7 separate regions of the Homo sapiens genome follow, and regions 2, 3, 4, 5, 6 and 7 are each linked to region 1. Evidence: chromatin loops called from intact Hi-C (ENCODE). Cell type or tissue: OCI-LY7. All regions are shown on one strand. Each heading gives the region's core, and the rest is flanking DNA. Links, peaks and the distances in the headings are about the cores only. Region 1 has its middle 55 kb from the start of ABCG1. Region 2 holds the start of ABCG1 (ATP binding cassette subfamily G member 1). Region 3 overlaps SLC37A1 (solute carrier family 37 member 1). Region 4 overlaps TFF3 (trefoil factor 3). Region 5 overlaps ABCG1 (ATP binding cassette subfamily G member 1). Region 6 overlaps TMPRSS3 (transmembrane serine protease 3). Region 7 overlaps ABCG1 (ATP binding cassette subfamily G member 1).

Evidence for each region. Hi-C counts contacts between places; a loop is a spot of excess contacts. Peaks named below come from ENCODE experiments on the same cell type or tissue, not always from the same donor. Only the 100,000 strongest peaks of a DNase experiment are listed, where the experiment ranks them.
Region 2: a loop joins it to region 1, with 5 times the contacts of the local background. A loop is called at or near these places in 37 of 110 quality-filtered maps.
Region 3: a loop joins it to region 1, with 11 times the contacts of the local background. A loop is called at or near these places in 6 of 110 quality-filtered maps.
Region 4: it touches region 1 in a loop (4-fold over the local background); 9 of 110 quality-filtered maps call a loop at or near these places.
Region 5: a loop joins it to region 1, with 10 times the contacts of the local background. A loop is called at or near these places in 75 of 110 quality-filtered maps.
Region 6: a loop joins it to region 1, with 7 times the contacts of the local background. A loop is called at or near these places in 4 of 110 quality-filtered maps.
Region 7: a loop joins it to region 1, with 4 times the contacts of the local background. A loop is called at or near these places in 25 of 110 quality-filtered maps.

The regions. Positions count from the first base shown.
Region 1 is chr21:42,162,209-42,166,513 of GRCh38, forward strand. No RefSeq gene overlaps it. Among named protein-coding and RNA genes, the nearest start is that of ABCG1, 55 kb to the right of the region's middle. In OCI-LY7, for the core only: a CTCF peak has its summit at 2,368 (motif pointing right); DNase peaks (open chromatin) are centred at 1,113 and 2,383; H3K27ac peaks cover 1,419 bases.
Region 2 is chr21:42,218,633-42,222,937 of GRCh38, forward strand. ABCG1 (ATP binding cassette subfamily G member 1) reads left to right here and starts at 508. Exons shown (of 15, transcript NM_016818.3): 1 at 508-672. The coding sequence starts at 631. LOC105372814 (a long non-coding RNA gene) reads right to left here and starts at 1,638. Exons shown (of 3, transcript XR_937748.4): 1 at 1,518-1,638. It also overlaps the pseudogene RNA5SP492. RefSeq lists a silencer at 217-486 and an enhancer at 1,417-1,948. In OCI-LY7, for the core only: no CTCF peak of the experiment used is centred there; DNase peaks (open chromatin) are centred at 479, 1,159, 1,749 and 3,100; H3K4me3 peaks cover 3,692 bases; H3K27ac peaks cover 3,057 bases.
Region 3 is chr21:42,535,293-42,539,597 of GRCh38, forward strand. SLC37A1 (solute carrier family 37 member 1) reads left to right here. Exons shown (of 20, transcript NM_001320537.2): 5 at 180-258; 6 at 4,220-4,305. Among named protein-coding and RNA genes, the nearest start is that of SLC37A1, 24 kb to the left of the region's middle. RefSeq lists enhancers at 1-125, 456-505, 556-745, 776-825. In OCI-LY7, for the core only: CTCF peaks have their summits at 2,292 (motif pointing left) and 3,243; DNase peaks (open chromatin) are centred at 749, 2,279 and 3,719; H3K4me3 peaks cover 2,475 bases; H3K27ac peaks cover 3,968 bases.
Region 4 is chr21:42,307,865-42,312,169 of GRCh38, forward strand. It overlaps TFF3 (trefoil factor 3), which reads right to left. Exons shown (of 3, transcript NM_003226.4): 3 at 3,803-4,305. Among named protein-coding and RNA genes, the nearest start is that of TFF3, 5.4 kb to the right of the region's middle. RefSeq lists an enhancer at 4,216-4,305. In OCI-LY7, for the core only: CTCF peaks have their summits at 1,979 (motif pointing right) and 2,179; a DNase peak (open chromatin) is centred at 1,967.
Region 5 is chr21:42,256,441-42,260,745 of GRCh38, forward strand. All of the region lies in intron 2 of ABCG1 (ATP binding cassette subfamily G member 1), which reads left to right. Among named protein-coding and RNA genes, the nearest start is that of ABCG1, 39 kb to the left of the region's middle. In OCI-LY7, for the core only: CTCF peaks have their summits at 2,346 (motif pointing left) and 2,562; a DNase peak (open chromatin) is centred at 2,321.
Region 6 is chr21:42,379,079-42,383,383 of GRCh38, forward strand. TMPRSS3 (transmembrane serine protease 3) reads right to left here. Exons shown (of 13, transcript NM_001256317.3): 8 at 3,955-4,120; 9 at 2,987-3,156; 10 at 1,039-1,134. Among named protein-coding and RNA genes, the nearest start is that of TFF1, 15 kb to the left of the region's middle. In OCI-LY7, for the core only: CTCF peaks have their summits at 2,518 (motif pointing right) and 2,718; DNase peaks (open chromatin) are centred at 563 and 2,503.
Region 7 is chr21:42,232,095-42,236,399 of GRCh38, forward strand. The region is part of intron 2 of ABCG1 (ATP binding cassette subfamily G member 1); the gene reads left to right. Among named protein-coding and RNA genes, the nearest start is that of ABCG1, 15 kb to the left of the region's middle. RefSeq lists silencers at 2,623-2,822, 2,833-2,902. In OCI-LY7, for the core only: CTCF peaks have their summits at 1,672, 1,879 and 2,977; DNase peaks (open chromatin) are centred at 557, 1,097, 1,647 and 2,797; H3K4me3 peaks cover 3,812 bases; H3K27ac peaks cover 4,000 bases.

The sequences.
Region 1 (4,305 bases), core at 187-4,186:
TGCGGGGGTGAGTCGGGGGAGACTTGTGTGGCTGTGCAGGGGTGAATGGGGGGAGACACATGGCTGGGCAGCAGTGAGTGGGGGGAGGCTTGCATGGCTGTGCAGGGGTAAGTTGGGGAAGACTCCCATGGCTGTGCAGGGGTGAGTTGGGGGAGACTTGCACGGCTGGGCAGTGGTGAGTAGGGGGAGACTCGCATGGCTGTGCAGGGGTGAGCTGGGGAGAGACTCACTTTGCTGTGCAGGGATAAGTGAGGAGGAGACTCAAATGTCTGGGCAGGAGTGAGTGAGCGGTGACTCACATGGCTGGGCAGGGGTGTGTGAGAGAGGGAGACTCACGTGGCTGGGCAGGGGTGAGTGAGGAGGAGACTCACAAGGCTGGGCAGGGGTTAGTAGGGGGTGACTCCTATGGCTGGGCAGAGGTGAGTGGGGAGAGGCTCCCATCGCCGGGCAGGGATGAGTGAGGGGAGACTCATGGCTGTGCAGGGGTGAGTGAGAAAGGGAGACTCCCATGGCTGGGCAGGGGTGAGTTGGGGGAGACTCATGTGGCTGGGTAGGGGTGAGTGGGGGGAGACTCCTATGGCTGGGCAAGGGTGAGTGAGAGGAGACTCATAGGGCTGTGCAGGGATAAGTTGGGGGGAGACTTACGTGGCTGTGCAGGGGTGAGTCGGGGAGACTCGCATAGCTGTGCAGGGGTGAGTGGGAGGAGACTCACGTGGCTGTGCAGGGGTGAGTGGGGGAAGACTCGCATGGCTGTGCAGGGATAAGTGAGCAGGAGACTCACATGTCTGGGCAGGAGTAAGTGGGGTGACTCACATGGCTGGGCAGGGGTGTGTGAGAGAGGGAGACTCACATGGCTGGGTAGGGGTGAGTGAGGAGGAGACTCACATGTCTGTGCAGGGGTTAGTCGGGGGTGACTCCTACGGCTGGGCAGAGGTGAGTCGGGAGAGACTCCCATGGCTGGGCAGGGGTAAGTGAGAGGAGACTGACAGGGCTGTGCAGGGGTGAGTGAGAGAGGGAGACTCACATGGCTGGACAGGGGTGAGTTGGGGGAGACTCACACGGCTGGGTAGGGGTGAGTGGGGGGAGACTCCTATGGCTGGGCAGGGGTGAGTGAGAGGAGACTCACAGGGCTGTGCAGGGGTGTGTGAGAGAGGGAGACTCACATGGCTGGGCAGGAGCTAGTGAGGGTGAGACTGCATGGCTGGGCAGGGGTGGGTGAGGGATGAGGAATGGAGGCAAAGAGCAGATTGCTCCTTAGGGACCTGGGTTGCTAATGGTAAGAGGCTGCTGAGGAGGCTCCTGGTTGCAGAGAAGGGTTTGTTTTCGCCTTCTGCAAGATGGGCAGGTTTGTGGGCTGGAGGGCAGGAGGCGAAGACACAGCCTGGATGAGGGGGAGGAGGAGGGGCTTGGGAAGCAATGGGGAATGGGTCGCTGTGAGCAGAGGGCCCTGCCAGCTTCGGATGGAGGGGCAGTGGTGAAGGAGGGAACGTGAGTGGACAGATGTTAGGGCTCAGTGGGGGGTGCGGGGTGCAGGGTTGGGCCCGCTGGTGGAGTGGAAGTCGGTCATGAGGGATGTGCCAGGTGCCCAGTCCTCAGTGCGGTCAGAGGTGAGCCCCAGGTCAGAGTGCACGGCCTGGGGAGTGTGGTGAGTAGTTAATGGGTGCGAGCCTGTTGACTTCTGCCATTAAAATCTCTTTATTTTGAGATAATTATTATAAGAAGAGTCGATAAGATACACTGCACTCCAGCCTGGGCGACAGAGCAAGACTCCGTCTCAAAAAACAAAAAACAAACAAAAAAAAGAAGGGTAGATAAGATAGTAGTTATCAGAAATAATACAGAGAGCTCATGCGCCCACCTCCCATTGCCCGTGGTAGCATCCTGCCTGACTCGGGACTCTCTGCCCTGTGTTCTGGTCCCTGGGCTCTCCTCATGGTGGCCATGCCCCTGGCATTCCTGTCCTGGATTTCTAAGCCATCTTTGACCTAATTAGAAAGCCTGGCCTACCAACCTGCAGACCAGCTGGGAGAACCCTTAGCCCTGACCCAGTGTCTGGCATGGGCCTCTGGGTTTTAGAATGGGGCTAGTGATCAGAGGAGCTAGTCAAGGTCTTTGGTTGCAGGCCACAGAATATGGGCTGAGAATCCAAGAGGCCAGGGTATGTGGGAACTTGGAGCCGGGGGAATAGCTAAAGAACCAACCAAGAAAGAGCAGTTTCCAGGTAGCTCTGGGGATCCACGTAGTTGAGTCTGCAGGTCACTGCCCTGGGAGGAATTGCTTTTGACAGTTTCACCTCCATCCCTCCATCACCCTGATCTGGGTTTCAAACTAGAGTCTCCTTGGCCTGGCTTGTATCCCAGCCCCACACTTGGCCAGGAGGTGGAGCTCCTTGATTGACAACCTCTAAGCCTGCACACAGGGTCAAAGGCAGCCGTCCAAAGTCAGGCAACTGTGGCCAGAGGAAGGAGAAAGAAACAGACTAATTTGACCCCCAGATCTTGGTTCGATGTTGGGTCAAATTATGGCTGGCACCAGAGCCCAGAAGTTGCAAGGACACTCAAGTGAGAACGTTTGGGTGTAGAGGTGCAAGACAAGTGCATCTGAGAGTTCGAGTCCCAGTGTGGACGTGTCTGGCATTGTGTAGATAGGCAGACTGTGCTGAAACACGTGTAGATCAGTGGCAGAGAACAAAAAGACCTTTAGTTTTCTGGGAAACTGTACTTAAAACTAGTTATGCATCTTGCCGTCATGAAACAGAGTCACTTATTGCCAGTAATCTCCCTATGAGAGTCTACTCAAACTCAGATGGTTTATTTTTTATAACTTTAACCTGGGGACTATGATGTTTGTTTTACTTACTTGTGTGGAGAAATTATATTTACTCATGCTTTGTTCATTTATAGGAAATTGGACTTACTTCCCAACCATATTACATTAACCTATGGACTAACTTGTTTTAATAACCCAGCAGCAATATAAAAGAATGGCCATAGATTCTCTTTGAATAAGGAAAACATCTGTTTTTCTTCTTAAATAGAAAAAAACTCAGTAAGTCTATTAATGATGATTAAAGCTGATTTAAAATACACAGCAAGACTTTCAGTTTAAAAACAGTGTTCTAGGCTGGACGCAGTGGCTCACGCCTGTAATCCCAGCACTGTGTGAGGCCGATGGGGGCGGATCACCTGAGGTCAGGAGTTTGAGACCAGCCTGGCCAACATGGAGAAACCCCATCTCTACTAAAAATACAAAAATTAGCTGGGTGTGGTGGCACATGCCTGTAATCCCACCTACTCGGGAGGCTGAGGTAGGAGAATCACTTGAACCTGGGAGGCAGAGGTTGCAGTGAGCCTAGATCCCGTCACTGCACTCCAGCCTGGGAAACAGAGCAAGACTCCATCTCAAAAAAACAAACAAAAACAGTGGTCTAAGGGCAGAATTTCCCCCTTAACATCTAGGAAGACCCGCACACAACAAGAGGAATAAGAAACATGAGCTCTATCTGTAATGAAATCTGGGTGTACGTGAGACCTCAAGCCATGGAGGTGGAAGAGATATCAAAAGCAGCAGCTGGCCGGGCCCAGTGGCTAAAGCCTCTAATCCCAGCACTTTGGGAGGCCGAGGTGGGCGGATCACCTGAGGTCAGGAGTTCAAGACCAGCCTCCCCAACATGGTGAAACCCCATCTCTACTAAAAATACAAAAATTAGCCGGGCGTGGTGGCGGGCCCCTGTAATCCCCACTACTCGAGAGGCTGAGGCATGAGAATCGCTTGAACCCGGGAGTCAGAGGTTGCAGTGCGCCGAGATCACGCCACTGCACTCCAGCCTGGGCGAAGCAAGGGTGCAGGAAGAAATGGAGACAGAATCTTGCAGCCGCACATTTCAGAAAAGGCCATGGAGGATCGCATCACGAAGGCAAAAGCTGGTATGCAGCAGGGAGATGAGGTCCGTGCGCAGGCAGAGGGGCACCTGCACCTGTGTTGGTTCTGAGAAGTGGAGGATGTGTGGCTGAATGAAGAATTACCCAGCAAACCATACGACGAGGAAGCCGTGTGTTGATGTTGTACCTTTTCATTAGAAAAAGAGAAAGCGTCCCATGTACACGTACGAGAGAACCAAGATCAAACGCGTCAGGTCATTTAATATAAACGAGATAAACAGAAGAATCAAAAACTCAATCCCGTGCCTGTCCAGGAGAGAGTCCTAAAGCTCTGTGACTGAGAGAGCTTGTAAAATGAAACGATGGGCGAAGAACGGATGGACAGCCTCAAACAGAAACGAAGCTGGGTTTATATCCTTAATGT
Region 2 (4,305 bases), core at 190-4,189, 56 kb after region 1:
TGTTGGGGGCGTTGGAGTGGTTATCTCTTCTTTAGTCCTCAAGCTCCTACCTGGCAGAGAGCTGCCCAACACCGTCGGGGTGGGGTGGGCGGGAAGGGAAGAAGCAGCAGCAAGAAAGAAGCCCCCTGGCCCTCACTCTCCCTCCCTGGACGCCCCCTCTTCGACCCCATCACACAGCCGCTTGAGGCTTGGAGGCAGTGGATTTCCGAGCCTGGGAACCCCGGCGTCTGTCCGGTGTCCCCGCAGCCTCACCCGTGCTGGCCCAGCCCCCGCGAGTTCGGGACCCGGGGTTTCCGGGGTGGCAGGGGGTTCCCATGCCGCCTGCGAGGCCTCGGCTCGGGCCGCTCCCGGAACCTGCACTTCAGGGGTCCTGGTCCGCCGCCCCCAGCAGGAGCAAAACAAGAGCACGCGCACCTGCCGGCCCGCCCGCCCCCTTGGTGCCGGCCAATCGCGCGCTCGGGGCGGGGTCGGGCGCGCTGGAACCAGAGCCGGAGCCGGATCCCAGCCGGAGCCCAAGCGCAGCCCGCACCCCGCGCAGCGGCTGAGCCGGGAGCCAGCGCAGCCTCGGCCCCGCAGCTCAAGCCTCGTCCCCGCCGCCGCCGCCGCCGCCGCCGCCGCCGCCCCCGGGGCATGGCCTGTCTGATGGCCGCTTTCTCGGTCGGCACCGCCATGGTGAGTGAGCGCATCCTTCGTCCGCCGGGAACGGTTTTATTTTCAAGGAGAGCAGGAAACACACAAAGACTCGCAAGCTCGACCTGACACCCCTCCCAGGAGCGCGTCCTCTGGGCGCTGACCCAGGGCACCCTAGAGTGGCGCCCGGCTCCGATCGCTGCCCCTGCCCCTCCGCCAGGGCCACCTGGAGCCTCGGGATGCCCCTTGCACCGGCAGAGAGCACGGACTAGGTGGAGGGGCCGGGAGTGGGGCGGGGGCAGCGAGTTGCCCTACAAGTTGGACCGATGGCCTTGACCTGATGGCTTCTGGGCGGGGGGCGTGGGGAGCTGGGGACCCGGAGCGCACTGGGGACTGGGGAGGGGCCGCAGCTTGGGCCGGAGGGAAGAGGGGACTTGAAGAAGGGGAGCCCCGCGCGCGCGGCTGTGGGCTTGGGGACCGGGGACTTCTCGCGCCATCCCCAGGAACGCCAGGCAAGGTCTGGGGGAACAAAAGAGGAAGCTGCCCCCAGAGAGCCGGAGCCTGCGACTGCACTCCCGGGGACACCCTCTCCCGGACCCACTCGGGGAGGCGGCGGCGAAGGCCCGGGGAGACCCGCGAGGGGCAAGCCCGGATTCCTGCCGGCCGCCTTTCTGCGCGCGCCGGAGAGAGAGACGCGGTGGGGACAGGGATGCGCATTTCACTTCCCCGAGCTCCGGAGAGGGATGGCGGGGTGTCGGCGAGTTCACTGCTGGACACAGTTACTGTAAGTGCTGTTTCCAGGGGTGGTCAGGAATCTCCCTTTCTGGTTTTCTGGCATTAGGAACAAACAACAAACCAATCATCAGGCCCCCAGCCACCCACCTCACCTTATCCTAGCGCCCTTCATGTCTACGCCCAGCACACCAACATCGTAGAGGTAGCTAAAGTACAAATGGAAAGTCTTCCGTATTCCACGCCGTGTATCTGTGTAGTTACTACCCTGATATTACTTCCCCGAGGCTGTAAGCCCACAGTGCATGGCACGCTCCGGGGCTCACCCCGCCCCTCCCCTGTATTTCATTTTTAGCATCCTGTATTTGAAGTCAGCAGGGCTCAGCAGGATTTGACCGACAGTTACCTCTTGCCTTGAGCTCAAGAGAAAAAAAAAAAATAGCCAGGTTTCTGCGCATGCTCCGCTGTGACAACTGCATCCTATGATTCCAAACAGGTTACTGTAGAACATACGGAGCCTCGCCAGCTCATTATATAATGATTTTGTGTAAACGATAGAATGGGGCCGCAGACATGGCCAGGCGGTGGGTGGAGGAGGGGAGAGCCCGAGCGGGAGACCCGCAGGCTGACTCGCCTCTCTGGGCTGCCCTGCCTTCCCTGCGTGGCTTCTACGTAGAAGAGGCAGTGAACAAAACGGAAAAGCCGTTTCCCTCCCGGTGACACTTGCTTTTCTCTGGTTGAATCTTTGGGCAACACTTGGGAATTCTGCCTTTTGCACTTGTTCATCTATTAGGATTTCTAAATGAGGTTGACCATGGAAAATTAAGGAGGTTATTGATGTTAGTTGCAGGTAGAGAAAGTTATAGATCTTGTATTAGATGCTAGTTAACTCTTGAATTCCTTCTAGAGCTGCAAAGGTGGCTTGGTGTGGGTTTTCCTATAATGGACATGTGGAAAAATAATGAATCCGATGTTTTAAGGTACAGATTTTTAATACCAAGTTTTTAAAAAATGTTATATTATCATTTGATAATATGCCCCCGGAGCTCAACTGTCTTGTTATCACGTGGAGACAGTAACGGCTGGGCTCATTGTTTTGGAGAACATTATTTTATTTTGAAAATTATTTTCCTCTCTGAAAACTGGGTACTTTAAAAAAAGTTTAAACATTTCTATTCATGCACAGCTGTCCCACCCTGAAAGCAATAATCTGATGGTAGAAGCTAAGCAGAGTTAGGCCCCGGCTAGTCCTTGAATGAGAGACCACCTGGGAATTCTGGGGGCTGTAGGGTTAAAAGAAAAATAAATTAAAAATAAAATAAATTCTGGCCAAGTCATAAACAAAGAGCCCTTCAGAGATACCAGGATCTTAAGCTTTGCTTTTCCTTCACCTCCCTGCCCTGGGGTCCATCCTGGTGTGGACCCTCTGAGCTGTGAGTCAAAGGAGGTACTTGGGGGTGAGCCAGGCACTCGGGGGAACATGCTGGAGCCCCTGAGTTCGGTGGGCATACAAGGGGTGGCAAATGCGTCCAGTGGGAGGGTGGTATTTGGAGGTGTTCTGGGATTCCAAGTGACCCCTCAAGTGCGGTCTGGTCTCTGGCTCAGTTCAGGGTATGATGCCTTTGGTATTTTCTTCTGGGCAGTCGCCTTGGGGGCTCTTGGTCAGTGCATTTTCCTCTTATGTGCTTAGGATGCTTAGGCAGGTACCAAGGCTGGCAGCAGTGAACCAAAGAGAGAAGACAGACAGCTGCGTGCTAACTGTGCTGCTGACTGGCTCCTCCTCCTGTTTCCTGACTTCCTCCTAATGCTAGGAGAAAAAGTTTCTGTCTCTGTGTTCCTGGTGGAAATGGAGTGAATGCGGCTCACCACGGCCTGTGGGTGGCTTACTGACTGCTACAGACCCTCCCCAGCTAAACAGGCATCTCTATCTGCCCAGGATTCAAACTGCAATCACAGGCCACTCTGCTCAGCGCCCAGGAAAATATTCCCATGAACAGCAGCCAGGAACAATCCAAACAGGGTCTCTTTGGCATTCCACATCTATGAATGAACTTACTATGACGTACAATGTATTGTGCAGCACAAATCGTATGTGGCCCGGTGCGGGGGTGGGGGAAGGTCAAAGACAATGCTTCAGTAGGATAGGGAAACAGAAGAGTGAAAGGAAAAAATGAAGAGAGAAGATGCATGTGTTTTAATTTTAATGAGCTCAGGAGGCTAAGGAGAAACTCGCTGTAACCTACATTGCCGGCAGCTCTCATCGGAGGATGTGTTTCCAGAGAGCTGGTCTATTTCAGACTGACAGGCCACTGCCTCGCATCACGCAGTTTTCACGATCCTATTAATTGGGTGAGGCTGTTAGACGCTGTGGAGGAAAGGTGGTCAACTGTATGCATTGCTTTGCTGTTGGCTTATTTGGGGATGGGGCTGTATGATTTCCTTGGTGTGGATTTTCCTATAATGGACAAGGGCTGAAAGATGCCGAAACACCCACAACTCACCCGTGGAAGGCTAAGCAATAGTCAAGGGCCGTTACAGAGGCTTGTGGTCTCAGACCTGGAAGCCTCTCAGAGCAGGGCCCCAGCCTGGCCACGCCCTAATCATGGGGTCTTAAGCAATTCAGACCATGTCTCTGTGCTTCCGATACCTCCTCCGAACTGGAGATGGTCATCCCACCTCCCAGCACCCCTGTCCCTGTTAGGGTTGTGGAGGTAATAAGAGGCATAAACTATATAGGTTAGAGTTTAATAGTCACATGGTAATTGCTGGATCAATAAACACTATTGTTTATAATCACTTACCTAGCATGCACAAGCCATTATTATTTAATACTTTACATTGCAAGTACTTGATTCTGGCTTCTCTCTTTCTTACTCCCAAATCAGTTTAGTCACCCAGTTTTATCCTCCTGGCCTGTCCCCTTTCCTTCACCCCCACTACCAA
Region 3 (4,305 bases), core at 220-4,219, 370 kb after region 1:
ATTTTCCTTTGCAAGAAACTGAACAGAAAATGCACCGCCTTGTTTTCTATGTGGAAAACCACGCGTTTCACTAAGTACACCCCGATTTCGGGAACAGATGCTTTGTGTTTTATAGCCGTGCTCTAGAACATAAACTAAACAATACTGAGCTTGTCCTGCTGGTTTTCAAATTCATATAGATAAGAACAACTATCAGCAGCTGCTTGGGGCCCTGGACTACTCCTTCCTGTGCGCCTATGCCGTGGGGATGTACCTCAGGTAGGTCTCCTTCAGTTTTCCAGACCCTTCCTGGTTACCTGGCCCCTCCGTGCAGAGAAGACATCCGCTATGCTGAAGTGCACAGGCGCGCGGGATTGAGGCCCCCGCTTGCCACTGGCTTCCCTGCTGTTCCCTTCCCAAAGACGAGGCCAAGCTTAGGAGAGAGCAAGTGCGTGTGCTGTGCCCACAACACAGGACCTCGAGGCAGAGGATTTCCGTGTCCCGGGCACTGTGCCAATTGACACAGGCTGCCCTCAGCTTTCCTGGCCCTGAAGTTTAGGACCTACCATGAATCCTGCCAATCCTGGGACGTGGTCATTCAGGAACAGAGGACTAGTTTCCTGTTCAGCAGAGCCCAACCTCTCCTGTGGTTCAGAGGTTGCCATCTGTTTATATGCCCCAAATAACGAATTTCACCTGATGATCGAAACAGTTGACACAGGATGTGCTGAACAGCTCTACCTGGATGCCCAGCTTGGCCCCAGAACTCTGAGCACAGCAGAGGCAGCCATGCATGGCGGGTGGGGAACTCCAGAGAGAGACCGGCTCGGATCTGAGTCCCAGCTCTGAGTACAGCAGAGGCAGCTCTGCGTGGTGGGCAGGGAACTCCAGAGAGACACCAGCTGGGATCTGAACCCCAGCTCTACCACCTGCTAGGATGTGGCCTTGAGCAAGTTACTATACCTCTTTGGGCCTCAGTTTCCCCTTTGCAACATGGAGGAAATAATAGTTCTTATGTCATAGGATTGGGGCAAAGATTGAGTTAATGTATGTAGAAGCTCACAACGGTGCCTGGCCTGTGCTGCCAGCCCAGCCCATTCTTGATCCCACTTTGAACTGACCAAGGCAGGTGGTGAATATTATATGGGTCATAGGACGTGTGATTGGCTGATTAAAAACTGCTATTGTGTCAGTCCAGCCAGGTTTTTTTTTAAAGGCAGTATAGGGATGTTCTAGCCCATTTTCTGTTGCTATTAGCACAATATCTGAGCTTGAGTAATTTATAATGAAAAAAGGTGTATTTAGCTTTTATCTAACTGGGAAGTTCAAGATTGGGCAGCTGCATCTGGCAAGAGCCTCGTGCCACATTGTAATGTGGTGGAGGGCGTCACCTAGCAGAGGCCCCTGTGAGATGGGTTAGCAGTGAGCAGGGCATACAAAACAGACACAGCACAGGGGTGACGTTGCTTTATAGCAACCAGCTCTCACCTCTCACAATAGCTCATCAGTCCTGAGAGCGCGGCCACTCACTCCTGCGGATTCATTCCTTCGTCAAGGCGGATCCCTCATGACCCAAATGCCCTTCAAAGCTCCCTGTACCTCTCAACACAGTTATACTGGGGACCAAGCCTCAACACAAGTTTTGATGGAGACCAACCATAGTCACACCACAGCCAGAGACTGAGGCATGTGGTCCCAAGAGGCTTTTGTTCAGAGACAGAGGTCTTTACCGCCTGGAGAAACCCAGGGATCCCCATAAATGTTTAGCTGCTTCCCTGAGACCTGCCCAGAGTGTAGGATCATCAAGACCTGGGCCCCCCTACCCCGCTCAGAGCCCTGGTGGGTGGTTGGTGCCCAGGCAGGCAGTGTCTGCTGTTGGAGGAGAGTGCATAGCTCTCCCTTTATTGAACGTGTGTATTTGCCTCCTGCTGCAGAACTTGTCTAAGTGAACAAATGAATAATAAAGATTTGGAATCCCAGAGTGTGTGGTGTGCAGCAGACCAGGAGCCTAGCTGGAGAGTGTGGTGTGTACCTGGGGCTTCCTTAGCGCTTGGGTCTCAGCCAGGCTGCCAGACCTTCTCCACTTTGAGGTCAAATGTTTATATTCCCCACACTGCAGTCTTACTGAACACAAATAATCTGTGGTATAAAAAGACCCAAAGTGGGAATGTGTTTTTCTCAGTTACTGGAAAACTGCATTTAAATCTGGTTCTCAGCTGGGGGCAGTTTTGTCTCCTAGGGGACATTTAGTAATGTCTAGAGACATTTGTGGGTGTCACAGCCAGGGAAGGGATGTTGCTGGCATCTAGTGGCTAGAAACCAGGGTGCTGCTAAACATCCTACAACACACAGGACAGCCCCTAACACCACAGAATTACCGGAGCCAAAGTATCAATAGTGCTGGGGTTCAGAAAGCCTGCTTTAAGTAAATAAACTGGTTTCTTGTTGCTTATTTACGGTAAAGATAATTCTTATGCAACTTGTCAGTAAGGTTATTAAAACAAAATTTGGTCTAATGTGACATCTACACAGTAAACTCATGACTGAAAACAAGGGCACATGCTGCTGCATTGAAGGGGCCTTTTTGTGTGACAGTCCCTACCTGAGGTCTCAGTGATGGGTGCTGTTTTGTTCGCTATGTCAGATGAAATCAGATCTGATAGGGTACAGCCATTCAGCCCAGGTACTGCCTGGTGGGTTCAAGCAGGTGCAGCGTGGACTTGAATCCCTGTATGAGTCCCATGTAATGTGAAATGGTGTTTGTTCAATTAGACCTTTTCTTTAAAATTTTTCAGTAGAGATCAAAGTAGGCCCAAATCATATAGCAAGATTAGAGAATACTTCTAAGCCTAGCCAGCAGCACCCAGCTCTCAGGAGCCCATCTGGTTGTGCCAGCTGTGCTGTGACCTGGGCAGGTCAGCCAGCCTCTCAGGGACCTATCTCCTGGTCTCTGAAGTGGGCAGGTTGAAGTCAGTAACTCTCTAGCTCTACAATGCTCTTGAGTCTGTGTGTGGTGAGGTTTTAGCTGAAATTTTCACCTGGATGTTGTCTATAATTTTAAGTTACTTTCTTCTGCTTTAGTGTTTAAAAGGTCATTTGCATGATCCAAGGTAGATCTTTTTTACTTGGTGAATTCGGAAGGAAAATCTCTCTGGCGTAGGTTTTTGAGATGAAAGCTGAGAACATTGGAGCTGACTCCCGGAGTGGGGTTCATGGCAGGCAGGTGTCACTGTGTGTTAGGTTTCCTGTTTATCTGACTCCTAGAATGACCCTACAGAAGAAAGTGAGACCCATAGAGTCTCTAATGCTTGTGAAGGGCTCACGTCCATCCGTGATACTCTACAGCTTTTCTGTTTACTTAATAAGTCACAATGTTAAGTTGGTCCATAGTGACATTTCCCATAAAACAGTAAGGGATGTTTTGGATGGCATTAGGTATTGTGCTGTGATGGCGGCTAAAGACTGTTAAGTCTGTTCCCTGCTGTGAAGCTGGAGACTTTTTACCACCCCCCTCGAGGCTGTTTTAGTGAGGCGCTAAGCATCCCTTATGCCACCAGGTCCCCAGACAGCTCTAGAAGATAAGACACCAAAGAGGGTAGCTGTTTAGTGAATCGCATTGCTGTTCAGAAGGATCAGAGAGATGCCACCCCAGCATTTCAGACCTTACCATAGAGCAAATCTTCTGCCTTTAAATCAGGTCAAAGTGGTGTGGCAGGAGGCGGTAGTGGCAAAGCAGCTGAAAGCCACTTCCCCACTGAGCCCAGCCAGCCAGGTGTATTAACACAGGTGACTTAATTACAGCTCGTGGGGCCGAATGACTTGCTCAGGGTCATAAGTGATCTCATGACATTTGGTGTAGTTTGACAACTGGAATTTTAAGACACTATATACATTTACTGGATATGGTTTATGTGAAAGCAGGATTAACTAGCAAGACGAGTTCCTGTTTCCTTTCATTGGCAGCTATCATAGATAAGTCCTAGTGTTTGAATTTTATTATTTGACAGATAGGACTTCTACTAGAAATAAAATCTTCTAAGATGTTGCCAGTCTCTGGTTTCTGGTGAGTAAGCGCTCCATAGGGAAATAAGTGTATGAAATCTTCCTGGAAATTGTAAGGCTTGAGAGTTCCCCAAGCTCAGAGAACAGCATGAAAGCATCCGGCAAGAAACAGCCACGAGGTTGCTAACATTCGGGCGTGTTTGTTATTCCTATTTGTCTTTCCTTCTCTCCACCTCAGTGGCATCATTGGGGAGCGCCTGCCGATTAGGTATTACCTAACTTTCGGGATGCTCGCCAGCGGAGCCTTCACCGCCCTGTTCGGCT
Region 4 (4,305 bases), core at 306-4,305, 150 kb after region 1:
ACACATGGCTTTTTGTGATCGGCTTCTTTCACTTAGCATAAAACACACTTCAGTTTTGAAAACAAAATAAAACCTAAGGAAGAAAGGGAGCATGAACTCTAAATGCAGTAGAAAACTATGGCCGACCAAGGGGATGCGGCTCTGACCTCACAGGGGAATGAGCTTTCTCAGCCTGCACCTTGCTTCTGCAGCTGTCGGCAACCCTCTGATACAGCCATTATAATTGTCCCATTTTGCTGATAGGAACTTTGAAGCCCCAGGGCTCTCTAACTCTTTCCAATACATGACAGTGCCTCTCGAGCCCCCAAGAAGGAGGACTGAGGGGAGAATTTCCAGCCTCCACAGCTGTGTCACAGCCCAGGGCCCTGCAGGGCCTCAGAGCAAAAACCTAGTGAGCAGGGAGGCTTCTTGGCCACTGGAGATGCACCTACCACTCAGCTGTCCCTCAGAGACGACCTGCTGCAGGGACCCAGGTCACCGACAGCCCCGCATCCAGCATGACATCCACGCCAGGCCCACTTCCCTGAGGCTGCTCCCAACCAGGGCATTCCCACCAGACACAGGGTCCCTCGAGGGGCACTCTGCTTTGGGGACTCCCCATCAGCCTGCGGGAGGCTCTTCCTCCCCAGTCCTTCCCCCACTCATTTCGGAGGCAAGAACTCCCCAGTACGTCTGCTACTTATGGAAGCCCACATGGGTGTCTCAGCTTGAAGCCAAAATTCTCGCCATTGGAAATTATGAATCCTTGGAATACAGTGATGAATACAAGTGAATATCCAATGTATTATGGAACAATGTAGAGCTTTCTAGCAGACTCCAGAGGAACTGTGGAAAATGAGAAGTGCCACAGCCGCACCCTTCACCACCAACTCAAGAGGAGGGGGAAGGCATGGGCATGGCACGGAAAACCATCATGGGGTGTAACGGCTGCAGCGTGGGGAGAAGCCTAGCGTTTCTCTCCCCTTTCCAACAGCAGCACACGCCAGCAGCGAGGGAGCCCAGCCATGTTCTGGCTTCTTCTGGCAATCAAAGTGTTCATTCTGGAAGGCTCTGGAAACACGGACCATTTCCAAGTTAGTGATGAAGGTATTTGACATAAAAATGGTTCCTGGGTCCTATGGGTCACAATTCATTATTTGAATTCGCCGTGAGCCGCTGATGGATGTCGGTTTCAGATGTGCCCAGACCAGGAGGTGGGAAGGCCCAGCAGGTGGCGTTGAGGCCACCTGGGCTCTGGACAGCTGTTGTCAACTGATGCCCAGTGCTGGAAATTAAATATGCACGAGGCCTTATGAAAATATAAGAAATAAAAGGAGAGTAATGTTCAGTACATTCCTATTCAGTGCACCATGCTCCCCATGTCCACACCAGAGGACGGGATGAAGGAGTCCGGGGCTTGAATCCCCCTGGATGGGCCACCCGAGGAACACAGGCAGCCCTGGCACTGACATGCTTGAAATGAACGACTCAGCTAACGCTGCAAACCAAACAAATGCAGTGTCTTCTTGATTTACATGACATACCCTCCTGGAGAATTCAGGTATGTTCAAGCCATTTGAAACAACAAACAACAACCAAAACAACTGTGTTAAAATGTAACACAGAAGTAGTCTCTGGGTTTCGATCGCCGTGAATAGGTTTGCAGCCACCATGTGTGTCCAACAGGACGCCAGGACGTCTATCGGGTGGAGGCAGTGGTCTGTTCAGGACACCTGGGGACACCACAGGGTCCTGCCATGTCTGGCCTGTGTCCACTCAATGCCCCCTTTCATACGATTCATAAACGTGCCCACAGATTCCCGAACATCCCCGTGGCAGCAGCCTCCACTGGGAACCCTCGGCTTAGATCATGTGTCCTGGGTCCCAGATCCTCCTCACCAACAGGAAGCCCAGGGTCATTCTGGGGCTGCGTATCTTAATTTGTATCTAGAAGGGGCAGGGCACAGCTGTGATTGGTGGCGAGCCGCAGTGACTCCAGCAGTCAGTAGAGGGCGCTGTTCGGTCGCTTTGTGGTTTGGACCAGGTTTCCGTTCTGCCGTCGGGCTGGGGGGTGGGTGGGCTGCTTTTGGGTCCTGCTCCCCCATTGGTGTCTGTGATCTCTTATGAGAATGTCACAGCCCCCAGGTGGGTGCTGTCAGGGGCGTTGCGCTCTTTCTCATAGCATAAACCCTACCCGGGGTTCTGAGAGCCCCCCGACCATGCCTGGGGCTCGCGAGGAAGGCAGGGAGCTTCCAAGGTCCCCATAGCAACCGAAGTCGAAGCGAGGGAGAGGCAGAGACGGTCGGAGGCAGGACACGGGAGACAGAGAAAGACGGGGGTCCAGTCCAGCTCATTCCAGGACCCCAGCCCTCCTCAGCCCCTTTCCTTTCCTCACTGGGGTCTGCCCTGCACAGCTGGATTATGGGGAGTCTCTGTCCTGCCGGTTGTTGCCAGCAGATCTCTCCATCTGATGCTATTTCATTTGATGGAAGCAACCTCGATCCAGCCCACACGGGCAGCAGGAGTCAATGGTGAAGCTTCTAGAATGTGCACGAAGCATTGTCCTGTCTGAGGAAGGCACAGGCTCAGGCTGGAGACAGGGAGCAGCTCTGTGGTGGGTGAAGGAGGAGTCCCACCTGGCTCAAGTTCTGGGGGAGCCCTCCCTCTCAGGGCACAGTGGGAAGTCTGGGCCGGGGGGACCACAGTGCAGGAGGTGTCTGCAGTGACTGCAGAAGGCAATGCCAGGAACGGCGGGGTGGGGCAAGTCAAGAAATTCTTTGGAAATGTAGGTGGGCGGTGCCCATGAATGAGGCAAGGAGGCAGCAGAGCCCTGTCCCGGGGTACAGGGCACCAGGTGGGGTAGGAGGAAAACGGAGCTGGTCATCCAGCTGGTGGCAGGGTGGCCTGAGGCTGAGGCCAGGGCCTGGGGCCAACCTTTCCATCCCTCCAGCCCTCAAAGGCTGGGCATGGTCTGTGAGGGAGAGGGATGCAGAGCCCCGCCTCGGAGGATGTCCCGGCCAGAGCAGCTCTCAGTAGCAGAGCTCCAGAGCAGGGAGGCCACACTTGGCGTGTGCTCTGAGGCCCGGGATAGCCCTGGAAGTTTCCCTCCCAGGGCTGGCAGCTGATGCTTCGGGGCATTGGATGGGACACCCAGGGCTTGAGATTTAGAGACCAGGACATCCTGACAGTGTCCCCTCTCAGTAGGGGCTTTTGGACAAGCTACTTCAAGAAAGTCTCTTTCCATATCTGTAAGACAAGGGCAATACTACCTCCCTTCTAGGGATGTTATGAGCTCTAGGGACCAGGCCCCGAGTGCAAGCTCAAAAACAAAAGCTGCTATTTTAAAGGAGCAGTTGTCTCTTTTCAAAAGGGAACAGATAGCTCAGAGCAAGAACCCCACCGCTGTGACCGCACTGCAGTGGAATTGTGGATCCGGCCCTAAGAGAGCCCCGGCAGTGGGAGCAGCACAGGAGGCCCAGGCAGGCAGCGCTCACAGGAGGCCCAAGCAGGCAGCGCTCACAGGAGGCCCAGGCAGGCAGCGCTCACAGGAGGCCCAGCCAGGCAGCGCTCACTGGCCTTCGTACATCTAAAACCGTCTTGGTGGGAGCGGAGAGCTGCCGTGTCCCAAGACAGTGCGATGGGGAGAGAACCACACTCAGGTCCAGAAGTGGATAAGGCTTCATGAGGACGTGAGATGGAATCCCCACTGCCACCAGCTCATTCATTTCCTATAGCTGCATCCATTTTTTTAAAAAAAGAGAAAAGAAGGCCACCCAATGTGTCACAGATGTTTAAACTTAATTAGCAAACAAATACAAAAAAGTGCCTGTTTGTTCATAATGTTTACTGTACAAAGAAACAAAACCCAGGAATAGTACAAGTATTGAACAGTAGCGAGAGTGGTTGTGAAATAAAGGACCACTTTGGAAGACAGTTTTATTGGCTTGCTGTCTTCACCAAGAAAGACTTGTGATTTTTGAAAACTTCTACCTGAAATGTATTTTTTCTGCTTTCCCGAGGAAGCGGCACTTACAGTGTTCCTAGGCTTTCCTGTGACGTGGGTGCCAGTCTGGATTCAAAATATCCTTGCATGCACTGCAGCTCCTTAGGGAGTCTTTTCCTGCCCTTGAGGCCTGGGCAGACTCTCCCCTGACACCCTCCCGCCCTCTCCCACGACGCAGCAGAAATAAAGCACAACCTCAGAAAGTCTCAGGCACGAAGAACTGTCCTCGGGTGGAGCATGGGACCTTTATTCGTTAAGACATCAGGCTCCAGATATGAACTTTCAGCAGAAGCGCTTGCCGGGAGCAAAGGGACAGAAAAGCT
Region 5 (4,305 bases), core at 83-4,082, 94 kb after region 1:
AGAGGCCGCAGAGTATCCACACCCTGGCTGGGTGTACTGGCTACAGATGGCTGTGGCTCCAGGTCACCTGCGTGCCTGGGTGATGAGAAATAATGTCACAACAAATATCCCATCTGCATTCTCTGGGACACTGACCCATGAAGAGAAAGCAGTTCTCACAGTTTTTACAGGCACAGGTCAGCTCTCAGAGTGCTGGGGACAGGGTTCCCACCAGGCAGCCCTTTCTGCTCCTCCCAGAGACTGATGGCTTCTCTGCATTCAGAGGGATCTGGGAGCATTGCAGGAATAGGCTCTGGCTCTTCAGAAATGATCACGAGCTTAAGGAACTGGGTCTGCAATGTGAAGCCTTAGGTCCACTCTCCTTGGTGGGAGCTCATGCCCTCCCCAGGCTCCAGGACCCAGTCAGGATTCTTAATTCACGTGGCTATGTCAGCGCAGCTGTCACTCCCGGAAATGAAGAGAGACCCCTCTTGCCGTCCTTCTCACATTGCTTGCACTTTCCAGCATGCATTTTGTTGTGATGTTTTGTCTGTAATTGCAACTCCAGCAGCAGCCAGTGTTTATTAACCATTTTCTATATGCCGGGCTCAATGTGAGGCATTTCGAACACATTCTCTTGTTTGGTCTTCACAGACACCCTTAAGGTTAAGTACTCATTTCATGCCCATTACCAGATGAAGAAAACAAATTTTAAAAACTCAAGGAACTTGCCCAAGGTCACACGGCTAATTAGAGGCCGAATCTAGAGCCGATTTGGAAATTTCAGGGCCCACTGGAATCTCCTGGGTCATGCCCCAGGCCAATTCCTTCAGAAGCGTTTCTCAAACTCCCCAGGAGATTCCAGTCAATCAATTTGCAGGCAGCTTTTTGGGAACCCAGCTGGGCTGGAGTCTATGTAGAATATCCATGGCACCCGCAGCCTCTGCAGCATCTGGCCTGAGTTATTCTTCCATTGCCCGGTGCTATCATACAGATACAGGACTGGTGACTACAAACAGTGTTAGCAGGACGTACTTGGAGCTCATTTGGCAGTGGGAGTGGACGTGCTGGGGGCCATCCCCCTTCCACCTGAAGCGTTCTTGTCCTAAAGCATGTTGCTGAGACAGCTGTGTAGGGCGTGGCGGTGACCCTGGGGAAGGACCGTACTGAGAGCTCCAGACTCCAGCCAGCCTCCTCACTTTGGCCACATTCCAACAATGCTTACTGCCTTCCACAGTGGATGAAATATTCCAGAAATCAGAATGTGTTGAAATGTGTGGCAAAGAAGAATGTCATACTTGCATATGTGCTTACACTGGCCACTGAACTGCATACACAGTCCCAAGAGGTCTCCCTGCACCGCGAGGCCCATGCTAGAAAAGGCGTTCTTCAGGAACAGACTGAGGCTTCATGAAGATCCTTCCCTCCATCCATCACTCCATTAATCCTCCCCTCCATTCATCCCTCCACTCATCCCTTCATTTACTCCATCCATCCTTCCTCCCATTTTCCCATCCACTCCATCAGCCTCTCCATCCATCCCTCCACTCATCCCTTCATTTACTCCATCCATCCTTCCTCCCATTTCCCCATCCACTCCATCAGCCTCTCCATCCATCCCTCCACTCATCCCTCAACTCACCTCTTCATCCACTCCATCCATCCTTCCACACTTTTCCCCATCCACTCCATCAGCCTCTCCATCCATCCCTCCATTAATCCTCCCCTCCACTCATCCCTCCACTCATCCCTTCATTTACTCCATCCATCCTTCCTCCCATTTCCCCACCCACTCCATAAGCCTCTCCAACCATCCCTCCATCTGTTCCTCCATTAATTCTTCCCTCCACCCATCCCTCCCTTTATCTCTCCATCTATTTCTCTCTCCATCCCTCCCTTCATGTCTTCCTCTATCCCTCCTCCATCCCTCCCTCTATTCCTCCCTCCATCCCTCTTTCCATCTCTCCCTCCATCCTTCCCTCCATCCCACCTTCCATATCCCCCCCATCCCTCCCTCCATATCTTCCTCCATCCCTTCCTCCATCCCTCAATGCATCCCTCTCTCCATCCAGAGTTCACCACACCCTGAGTCCCCAGTGCTGCACTCCTGAAACTCACTCTGGGATTTGCAACTGGGGGTTGCCTTGAACATGTTCCCTGTGTATCCGGTTGAATTTTGGAAACACCCATATCTCCATCCACTCTATCAGCCTCTCCATCCATCCCTCCATCCATCCCTCCATTAATCCTCCTCTAGAGCATTCTACTAGAGAACAGCCGAGGTCAGCCTTCCTCTGCCTCTCAGGGGAGTAGGGCGCCTGCTGGCAGCTGCTGTAAGACTCGGGATGAGGGCTGCCCCCTGCAGGTGGCTCTGAAAGCTGCAGCTCTGAGTGGTGCCCCCAGCAGCAGCTTTGTTCCCTAATTAGGAGGGCACAGTGGCTGTCTAGAAGCACCCAGGAGGGAGCTGCTCCAGAACTTTCTTTATCAGCTGACAAATCAACCTTCTCATGTGAGGGGAGTTTGAGTCGTTCACTCCAGAATTCTGGAGAACCGTAGGATTCGGAGCTCCTTGAGGGCATAGCCAGTGCTTTCCCTTGTTCCTGGTGGTGATCCAAGCTTGCCTTTCTCTCAGACCTGCCTCAGTTGTCCTGTTCTCATACCCTGTTTTCCCCCAAGAACACAGGGTGCATCCCCAGCCTTAGCTGGATTTTCTTCCACCTTGCAAAGGCCCCTGCCTGGGAGACATGTCTTGGTGTGAGAGAGACGACATTGCGTTCCCAGATGTCGCTGGTGCTGGGCTCAGCTCCAAAGTTCTGGAGCAGAGTCAGCAAAGCACAGCCTGGAGACCAGATCTGTGCTCTGCCTGAGTTTGTAAGTGAAGTTTTGTTGCAGTAGCCACAGCCGTGCATGTACAGGTGGCAGCTTTAGCTTCTGCTAAACTGGAGAGCTCAGTGTTTGTGACAGACTGCGTGTCCTGCAAAATCGAAAATGTCTGTGATTCAGCTCTTCAGGGAAAAAGGGTGCCGATGTCTGGCCTACAGGGCTCAAGCATTGTCATCATGCCCCCATCCAACCGTCCACTCAAGGTGCATTGACTGAGGCTGGCTGGCTGGAGTCATCATGTGGGCCCTCAGGCTATGGAGGCAAATCGAGTGGCATTGCCTCTGCGGAGCTGGCCATTACCTTGTTTCCTAACTGTCACTCATTTGATAAAAACTGACAAGGTTGCTAGAGCCACGTGTTTGCAAACCAGTGGGCATTCGCACGTGCATGTAATCCACACAGTTACTCGGTGATGGGAGTATACTTGAGGGAAAGCAGCTCACAGATTTGCCACTTGCCACAGGTCATGGTTTAGGAAGAGGCAGAGGTGGGGTGTTTTCTCATTAGCCCATTCCCTCCTCCCTTTGGATGGAAGAAAGGAAAAGAGCAGGGGAGAGAGAGGCCAATGGCAAAGGAGCACAGCGGGAGAAAGAAGGCCCCCAGGCTTGAGCGGCCCTGAAGCTCAGCAGCTGTGGGTTGGACGGTGGTGTTGGCTTGCTCTTCCCCTTCCCTCCTGGTTTCTTCAGGCCAGTGCGGCATCCTGCACGTGGTCAGTCCAAGTCCAGGGAGGGCCCCATCACCTGGGGGTGGTCGCTATCAGTGGCAAAGTCTTGTCAGCAGCTCATGGGGCAGGAAGGGCCTATGGTTGGGGGTTTCCTGGCGATCCCATGGAGGAAGGTGAGGATGAGTTGTGTTGCTTCTCGGGTGAAGCTGGTCACGTGGCCCTAAAGGCATTCAGAGTAGATGCTCACTTCAACCCTGCAGGTGGCATTGGGCGGCAAGCATTTCTAGGACCCAGCTTCCACCACGGAGCCGAATGGTGGCCCGGCTGGGGCCAGGGCTCCTCTCGAGGGGGCCTGAGATGCTGAGACCCATGACGCTGCTGCTCCTGCCAGGGGCTCATCACCTGTGAAACACAAGCCGGGGAGCCTGAGTGTGGCAGAGTCTCCCTCCCCAGGGTTCCCTCTGCAGGATTTTGTTTGGGTTCTTTTGAAGTTGAAAAGATTTTCAAAAGAGCTCACCAGAATATCTAAAACCATGTTATTTAGGGAGGAGAGGAGCCGCATGGAAGGGCCCCAACTCCCCAGTGACCCCCTCCACCAAACGCACACCAACTGGTGGCATTAGAGGTGACAGTGCAGCAGGATGGACTTCTTACTTCCCCTCTCAGTCTTTGCACTCAGCCCCAAGCAGCTCCTGCCAAGGAGCCAAGGAGAGGAAAATATCCCTTAGCAGGAAGGAAGGAAAATAGAGGCATCCCAGAAACTGAACAAGGACCCAGAA
Region 6 (4,305 bases), core at 306-4,305, 220 kb after region 1:
CTCACCACATTGGCCAAGCTGGTCTCAAACTCCTGAACCTCAAATGGTCCACTTGCCTCGGCCTCCCAAAGTGCTGGGATTACAGGCATGAACCACTGCACCCGGCCCAGGCTAATTTTTTTAATTTTTTGTAGAGACAGGGTCTTGCCATGTTGCCCAGGCTGGTCTCAAACTCCTGGGCTCAAGCAATCCTCCTGCCTTGGCCTCCCAAAGTGCTGGGATTACAGGTGCATGCCACCATGCCTGGCTAATTTTTGTATTTTTTGTAGAGACGGTGTCTCTCTATGTTGCCCAGGCTGGTCTCAAACTAATGGCCTCAAGGGATCCCATAGACTCGGCCTCCCAAAATGCTGGGACTACAGGTGTGAGGGAACACACCTGGCCAATTTCCATCGTTTTAAGCCACGCAGACTGTGATAATTTGTCACGGCAGCCACGGAAAATGAATCCTCTTCCTACTAACAAAGAAAGTGATTGATGGAAAAACCTAAGACTCATGACCAGCTCTGTACCCACACTAAGGAAAGGGTGGCCCGGGCTTCATTTGCATGGACTATGGTTACTGCCACTCCTACTTCCCTTATTATTACAGCGATCTCATCTGCTGCTGCTTCCACTTGCTCTTTGTAGGATGAAAGAACACATCTTCCAAAGTCCCACAAGACAAAGAGTCTTCACAAATACGAATCTTTGAGTTCTGAATGAAGCCTGGGAGGGTTGTCTAGGTGGGCTCTGTATGTCCTCAGTTAACAAGGCCGGGGGTCCGGGCAGGGAAAGGGAAACACCTGCTGTGTTCGAGAAGGTCTAACTCTCTCCTGAGAAGGTCTGCAGGGTCATGTTGTCCCCATAACAATGGAACCGTGACTCCTGACCCACAGTTCCTTGGCTGACTGTGTCCCGAGCAGCTGACATGCACTCCCTGGCCGGGGTATCTGGGCAGCCCATGGGAACATCACAATGGGACATTGGGGGAGCCCCCTCCGCAGCCCTCTGGGTTCTGAGCCCCTGGACTCCGAATCTTGGCTTCAGCCCACTGACCTCCATCCTCTGTGGCCCCCCATCCTGACGTCCAGCACACTTTTCCATCGGGGAAGTTCTCTTCAGAGTTGGGCAGGCACACAGGCTGGATCATTTCTGCTTGAAGGGAAACAATAGTTCACAACTCAATTGAAGCAGGAGTCCGAGAAAACAATCTCATCTATGCTTCTGCCTCTGAGGAGCCCAAACTATCTCCCAAGGGAAGGAAGGTCAAGCCCTTGGTTACTTGAAAACGATCAGCTCACAGCAGGAGCCCCTTACCCCATCCACCACACCCAGAGCACTTAAAACTGTAAAAGAGCCCTCCACCGTCGCAGCGTGAGGGAACCTAGACCAGGGTCAGCACACCTTTTGTGGAAAGGGCTGAATAGTCAATGTTGTAGGCTTCGTGGGCTGTGCGGTCTCTGGCTGCCATTGGAGCATGAAGACAGCCCCAGGTAACAGGTACCCACATAGGTGTGGCTGTGTCCAGTAAAATGTCTATTTACCAAAACACGATGGGGCAGACCAGGCTCTCAGGCCAACGCGTGCCCACTCCTGGCTAGATCACAGTGTGGGTGTTGCCTATAGAACACGGCTCCATGAATATTGCTATGGTTCCTGGGATATCTGGAGGCGACGAGTTTGCCTGTGTGTAGGGCTGGATCCTGTGGGCCTCCCCCAAAGCCAGAGTGCCCTGCACATACCTCGGGCTTTCGTGTGAACACACCCTGAGGTTCCCCGAGCTTTTCTGTGCAGAACAGTAATGGAGAGGTAGAGAAGGAATAAAAGAACTCACTTGAAACTTTGGCAAAGTACAAGTGCTGGCACCTCATTTCCTATAACCAATATCATTAATAATAGTTGGCAGACTGGCACCACCATAATCATTTTCCTGCTTCTCTGGAAATATTTGTTTCTGGGCATTACGTGTCCATGTGATGGATGCAGTAATGACTCTGCCAGGTAGAGCCTGCAGCTGGTCTCAGGTCAGGATTCTGCTTCAATAAGAGGGAATTAACCTATTTATTATGCTTTCCCTGCTTTCTTAAGAAGGAAAGAGGGCTTTAATTTAATTGGGAGTAGTCTCCTAGTACTTTGTTTGCATCTACGAGATGTTTGAAAGTTTTATCAGGTGTGGCTCTTCTGGCATTTTCGTAATGTCCAGAGGGCAGGGCTTGACTTTTTCAAGAAACAGGGTCTTTAGGAGCTGCTGGTTGGGAGAGAACTTTTCTGTACTTCCAGGGAGCTGAGGGTGCCCAGCATCTTTCAGCTTGTAAAGAAATGAGAGGACTCCACCACACCACCTGGCCAGCCTGGGAGGTTCTGTTTCTCAACCAAGATGGCCCCTCTACCTGGAGAAACCAGGCAGGTGGGAGGCACTGGCTGAGTGACCCCTCCACAATAGGCTCCTGGACAGGAAAGTGCTCTTTGTCCCTACAGATGGATGACTCTCTTCCACCACCTAGAGGCCCCAGCTGGTCTGGCCTCAAGAAGCTCTTTCTGCCTCCAGGTGGCACCAACAGGGAGAAGGTGGCACCAACAGGGAGAAGGTGGCACCAGACAAAGCACACAGCCCACGAAGGCTCTAAAATTATTGTTGGAACTACAGCCCACCAATCTACCTGGCAGAGTCATCAGTGCATTCATTCTGTAGGCCAGGATCTACAAACTACATTTAAACAGGGTAACATTGAAAATGTAGGTAGGACTCAAGTCTGCAAACATGAGAGCCACATTGTCCAGGATACAATTGAAAATCACTTGTCATACCAAGAGCTAGGAGCATCACAATTTTAATGAGAAAAGATAATCAACTGATGCCAACACCAACATGAATCAGGAGTTGGAATTATTAATATCTGACAAGGATTATAAAGCAGCCATCATAAGAATGCTTCAATGAGCAATTGCAAATCCTCTTGAAACAAAGGAAGAGCTGCAGAACCACATAGAGACCCAGATGTACCATTGAACGTGAGTGGCCCGGCCAGCTTCATAAGGGCGATGTCATTGCCCAGCCTCTTTGGCTTGTACTTGCTGTGGTAGACAATCTTCTCCACCAAGTGGGATGGGGCTGGATTGTCCAACAGGGAAACTAGACCCACCTGGATGGTCCATGACTTGGGGAGGTACAAGCTGAAATGAGAAGAGCAAGAGGTGAAGCACAGGAAAAGTCCAACCACTGAACTCATTGACCTCAGGTATCCTGAAAACCTAGGAAGATGGTGGGAGAGGTTATCAGGCAAGATGTGGTCCCATCACCCTGCTTGTTTATGCTGTATATGCAACTGCACTGCCACGCCCTACAGAAACACAGACCCACACCCCATGTGTTTCCCAGACCTCACTCTCAGCACCTCTGAGGTCGTCTTGGCATTTGAGGGCTGAACTCAACATTGGTCACTGCAAGGAGTCTATCAGGCACTACTGTTCATCAAACAGCAACAAAATAGGGGGTAAAAATATCAGGGAGAACCATTGTGTTTGGAAGTCTTTTCTGTAGTTTTCTTGCACTCTAAACTCCTGAGATTTTAAGAAGAGACCCAGTACCTGGCCCCCAACATATTCCCTCTAGCCTCCCGCACCACCGTCTCACCCTGTCTCTGCCATAACATGGTCCACTGGAATTAGCTATGGGAAGGTCTAGGTCCTTTCATTTTTGTGGGTTTCCTCCAGCACAGGAGCTTCCTTCCTCTTCTGTCTGCCCTTTCTCTAGGAGCTACAATCCTTAAAACAAGCTCAGGGTCACAAGTTACCCCCAGCTGATGATGATGGGTCCACAGTGAGGCTGGAGACTCCTCTCCAACTGTACATTACTTGGAGGTTAGTCTCTCTGTCTTCCCTCTGGACCCGCTTCTCACCACCCAAAGCAGCCCCACCCTGACATGACCCAGGAGTGAACAGGGGTCTGGGAAGATGGTCAGCAGCACTCACTCATAAACACAGTGTGCAGCAGTGATGATCCACAGGGGCGTGATGACAGAGCCCCCGCACAGGTGGTAGCCCTGGAACTGAAGGCTGGCCTGCCAGGGCCACTGCGAGAGCAAGGACATGTTTCCACCCACGATGCGTGAGCTGTAGCCCCTTCTATGACCACAGGCTATGGAGGGGAACAAAGGCTTGTGGGTCCACCCTGCAGACTTCTTTGGGGGACATGGTGTCACCACCATGCACCTGCTCCTCTCTCCCCACCCTCACTGCCCCTGCTCCCAGAGCTCACAGCAGCTCTAAGACAAGTGCTGCAAGGGGGAGCTCAGCAGGGGAGGTGGTCAGGCTCTTGGGGAG
Region 7 (4,305 bases), core at 142-4,141, 70 kb after region 1:
GGTGATGAGGTCTTCTGGAACAGTTCTGACCCCTCTGCCTTACAGGGCCCCAAAGAGGCTTTGAAAAAATTTTGAGAATGGACCAACTCTCACAGCAGATTCATGAGAGTTGAATGTTTAGCCGCCATGTGCAAGACCAAAGGGGTTTGCTACTTTCTTGGACAGGCTTCATATCCAAGGGGTCTAGATGCTCCCCTCCAGCCAGCACATTTTCTCCCTGTGAGCACGTTGCAAGGGAAACCAAACCCTCACCAGCTTGGGCCTGGGATCTGGGTGTGTGACTCCTTAGTGTGGCGTTGTTAGCGGTGGCAGCCTCCCTGGACAAGGCTCAGATGGCTCTGCCAACATTGGCCTTGGGGTCTGCTTTTCTCTTTGCCACCCTCAGATTGGCAGGTTCTTTATTTGGACATGTTAATACTTTGTCATTTTCCCAGAGAGTGCTCCTGTTCTTGAACCATCTGGCCCCTTCAGTGCAACTCTGTAGGACTGTGCTCTGCTCCGTGGGGGTTGGTGTCACTGTTTAACTGCTGGAGGATGTTCTTACCACAATCGTTTTCACCTGCATGGTGGGTGCCCCCCTGCCTTCCTCTACTGCCTTGAATAGGCTTGTATCTTGAAAAGTTCACGTTCTCAAATGGAGGCCCTCCCTATAAACCAGAACCTAATCCACCAGTCCAAGAAATCACCAAAGGTGACATTTTGCTGAACATGACACCGTTTCTTTTGTTTATAAATTGGCAGGAAGAAAAATGTTTAGTAACCATACACCTGCTCTTTCTGAGTTCAGTTCTAGAATCAACAGATTAGCTATGAACAAAGAAAACCATGTGGGTCAGATTAAATATATCCTGAAGGACTAAACCGTAAAACTAGGGATTTGTCATGGAGGTGCATTCATCAAACTCAGTTGATGAAGTTCCAACACCTGCATAGGAAACTTACTCTCAAATACAATGTACCCAGTGCCGACTGTTTTTGCTCACATTGTGAAAAAACGCAAAAAGATGGGTTTTCAGTCATGAGTGGTGGCGGGTGGGCCTGCAGGGATCCAGTCTGACCTGCAGCCAAGAGTTTCACTTCCCACTTTGTCAGCTGTGTGCTGTTTGTCACCTCCGTGCTCTGTGGGGTAAATGGCATTTGGTGTCAAAAGTAAGACACACCAGGGTGACTTCAGGGCTGTGATTACATCCAGCTGAGACCTATATTTAGAGTCCAAATCTTGGAGCCAAAAGGAGTCGTGCTGCCGTAGCCCGCCCTCCTGCCCCGTGGAGGGAGCCTTCTTGCACCATTTCTGACAAGGGACAGCCAGCTTCTGTCTGAGCACTTCCAGCAACCAGGAACTGACACCTCCCAGGCAGCCGGGCTATGTTTGCACAACCCTCATTCTTAGAAAATGCTTCTGTCTGTTGAGCTGCAATCTGTATTTGAGCAATGTTCATTTGTGGATCCAGGTTCTGTTTTTTGAAACTCCGTAGACCAAGTTAATCTTGGTCTTGAAATAAGCTCACAAATCAAGGGGAAAAGCCCAGCCAAGTACAGAACAATAACCAAATACATTACAATCCAGAGCTACCTTGAGAGGAGGAAATAAGAAGCACATGGCCCTTGCAGGAAATGAGGTCAGAGTCCTGCTTTGGGAGGTGGGCATCACTGCGGCATCCGCAGGGTGCAGGTCAGTGGGCAGGCGCCCCTGCTGGAAGGTTCTTGCTGTCTGTAAACTGATAAGGGTGGAACCCGCTGGAAGGGCAGAACCTGAGTCACGTTCTTTCTGTTTCTTTTACTGTTATAAGGCAACTTGGTGCCTTCCAACCAAAAAAGTCCCCCTCTCTGATATCTCAACTGCCTGTCTTGAAAGTGAACCTTTTGGCAGGAGTTTTTATGGGATTTCTCAGTTGTTATTTCTCTCCTCCCACTGTTTTGGGAGAAGTGTTTTTTTTTGTTGTTGTTGTTTTAATTAAAAATAACTGGTGTTTACTGAGCAAATCGTGTTTGCTTTATTTGGCGCTTTGCCTCATTAAGCCTTTGGGGAGCAGCATGGGACACACATCAGTATGGGCATCTTCTCCAGAAGGGAAGGAGGGTGGAGGGGGAACGAGGGCCTGCCCAGGACCGCTGGCAGGTAGGGGGCAGGTCCAGGACTGGACTTAACACCTGGAGTCCCAACTCCCTGCCTCTATAAGCGCCACTGAGAACTCATCTCTTTGCAATCGCTCAGACCCAGATAATAAAATAAGCTGGGTTGAGTTTTCCTTACCCAAGACATAAACCCCAAACCCTGCTGACAATGAGGAGCTACAAAAGGCCTCTCCTCCTCCTGGGGCACGTGTTCCGGGAATTCTTTCATGGATGCAGGTATGGGGGCATCTTTGGCCTCTGTCCTTTGTCTGGAGCTCCCCGCACCTGGCTGGGGGCTGCACTGGACACCTCTGCCCACCCTGGCCCTGGGGTTATCAGGCCACCTGGCCTCCACCCAGACGTTCCCTCCCAGGGCGGGATTCATCCTGGCCCGTGGTGATGTGCAGGCTCCCGGAAGGCCGGGCTCTGCCCACTAAGTGTCAGCTCTAACGCAGGCTCTCCATACTGAGTAAAAAAGCCCGTCCTTTCTCTGGCTGGTGCAGGTGCTGACTCTGCAGGCCTGTGGACGCAGGGTGACGTTCGCGCTCTTGCCCGAGCTCAACGCCCGGGAGAAAACAGCGCTGCCGGAGCCCCTCGCGCGCGCAGGTGCGGGCGGGGCGGGTGCGCGCTGCCGCGCGTGTGCAGCGCCCGCCCATCCGCCGCCACCGCCCGCGCCGGGGTTACTACCGGTCAACGCTCGCTAGTAACCTCCGCGGCGGAGCGGCGGCGCGGGGAGCGGCGCGATTGGCTGCGGGCGCCCCGCGCTGTTGCCAAGCGCGAGGAGGCAGCTGCAGCCCCGAGCGGGGTCGCAGCCTCCCTGGGACAGGGGCGGCCCTATGCATAGGGGATCACCCGGGCCATGCAAATCCCGGCGCCCCGCGCGTGCTGGTGTTCTCCTCCCCAGGTCCAGGAACACCGGTCCAGGAAGCCTGAGAGCGCTGGCAGTAGGAAGGGTCGCCAGTGTGGACCTGAGGGTGGAGGTGTTGCCACCCGGGGCGGCCTGCGCTCCATTCAGGCTTGAGCGGTGACTGGGAGACCCCGGGAATGGAAATGGCGCTCAAATGCTGGTGTGGTGTCCGCAGGGGAACGGCCCGCGGGTGTGTGGAGTCTGCGCCCCTGTGGCTTCAGCTGCGTCGGGGGACTGCGGGAATCTTCCAGACTCCAGTTTAAATCAGAGAGGTGTGTCCACGAAAAGAGTCAAACTAAAACATTTAAAGAGATTTATCCTGAGTGACCATGGCCCGTGACACAGCCTCAGGAGACCAGGAGAACACGTGCCCAAAGGGGTCGGGAACAGCTTGGTTTCATACTTTTAGGGAGACGTAAGACAGTGATCAATATTTAAGATGTACATTGGTTCCGTCTAGAAAGGTGGGACAGCCCAAAGGGGGACTTCCAGGTTATAGGTAAATTTAAATTTTTTTCTAATTGGTTAAGTTATTATCGATAGAAAGGGATGTCTGGGTTACGATACGGGGCTGTGGGGACCTAGGTTGTATCATGCGGATGAGGCCTCCAGGCAGCAGGCTTGAGAGAGAACAGACTGTAAATGCTTCGTATCAGACTTAAGGTCTGTGTTGATGTTAATGTTACAGGCTACGATAAGGCATGTCAGACGGACCGCCACTTCCCGTCATGGCCTGAACCAGTCTTTCAGGGGAAATTTTAGAGTGCCCTGGCCAAGGAGGGAGTCCATCCCCATGGTTCAGGGGGCCTTTGAATTTTATTTTTGATTTACAGGTCTTTACTTCAGGTGGCACAATTTTCCTAGGAGACAGTTGATTTTTGATTCCTTATAAAACGTGCTGGTTTTGTTTTTAGCTGACAGTGTGGGGTGAAGCTGTAAGGGAGCCAGGGCCTCCTGGGGTTGATCCAAGCATGTCTGAGCCTTCTCTGGGGTCAGCACTGAAAAGTGGCCAGGGTGGGGTTTGGAACCTTGGAATTGCCCTTGGGAATCTGCAGCGTTGGCTCCGCTAAGCCGGCTGGAATCCGGAGATCATGCGGCAAGGTCACGCTTCCCGGCTGCCTGCCGAGTCACTTCTACCCTAGGCAGGTTAGAGGCAAGGACAGATGACAGCTGAACTTTACGGAGTGTTTTCCAGGGCATCTATTACAGTTTTGTGTGTGTGAACCCAAAAGTGTGATAACAAACATCATTTCCATCAGCTGTACTGTGTTTGAGTATCCGCA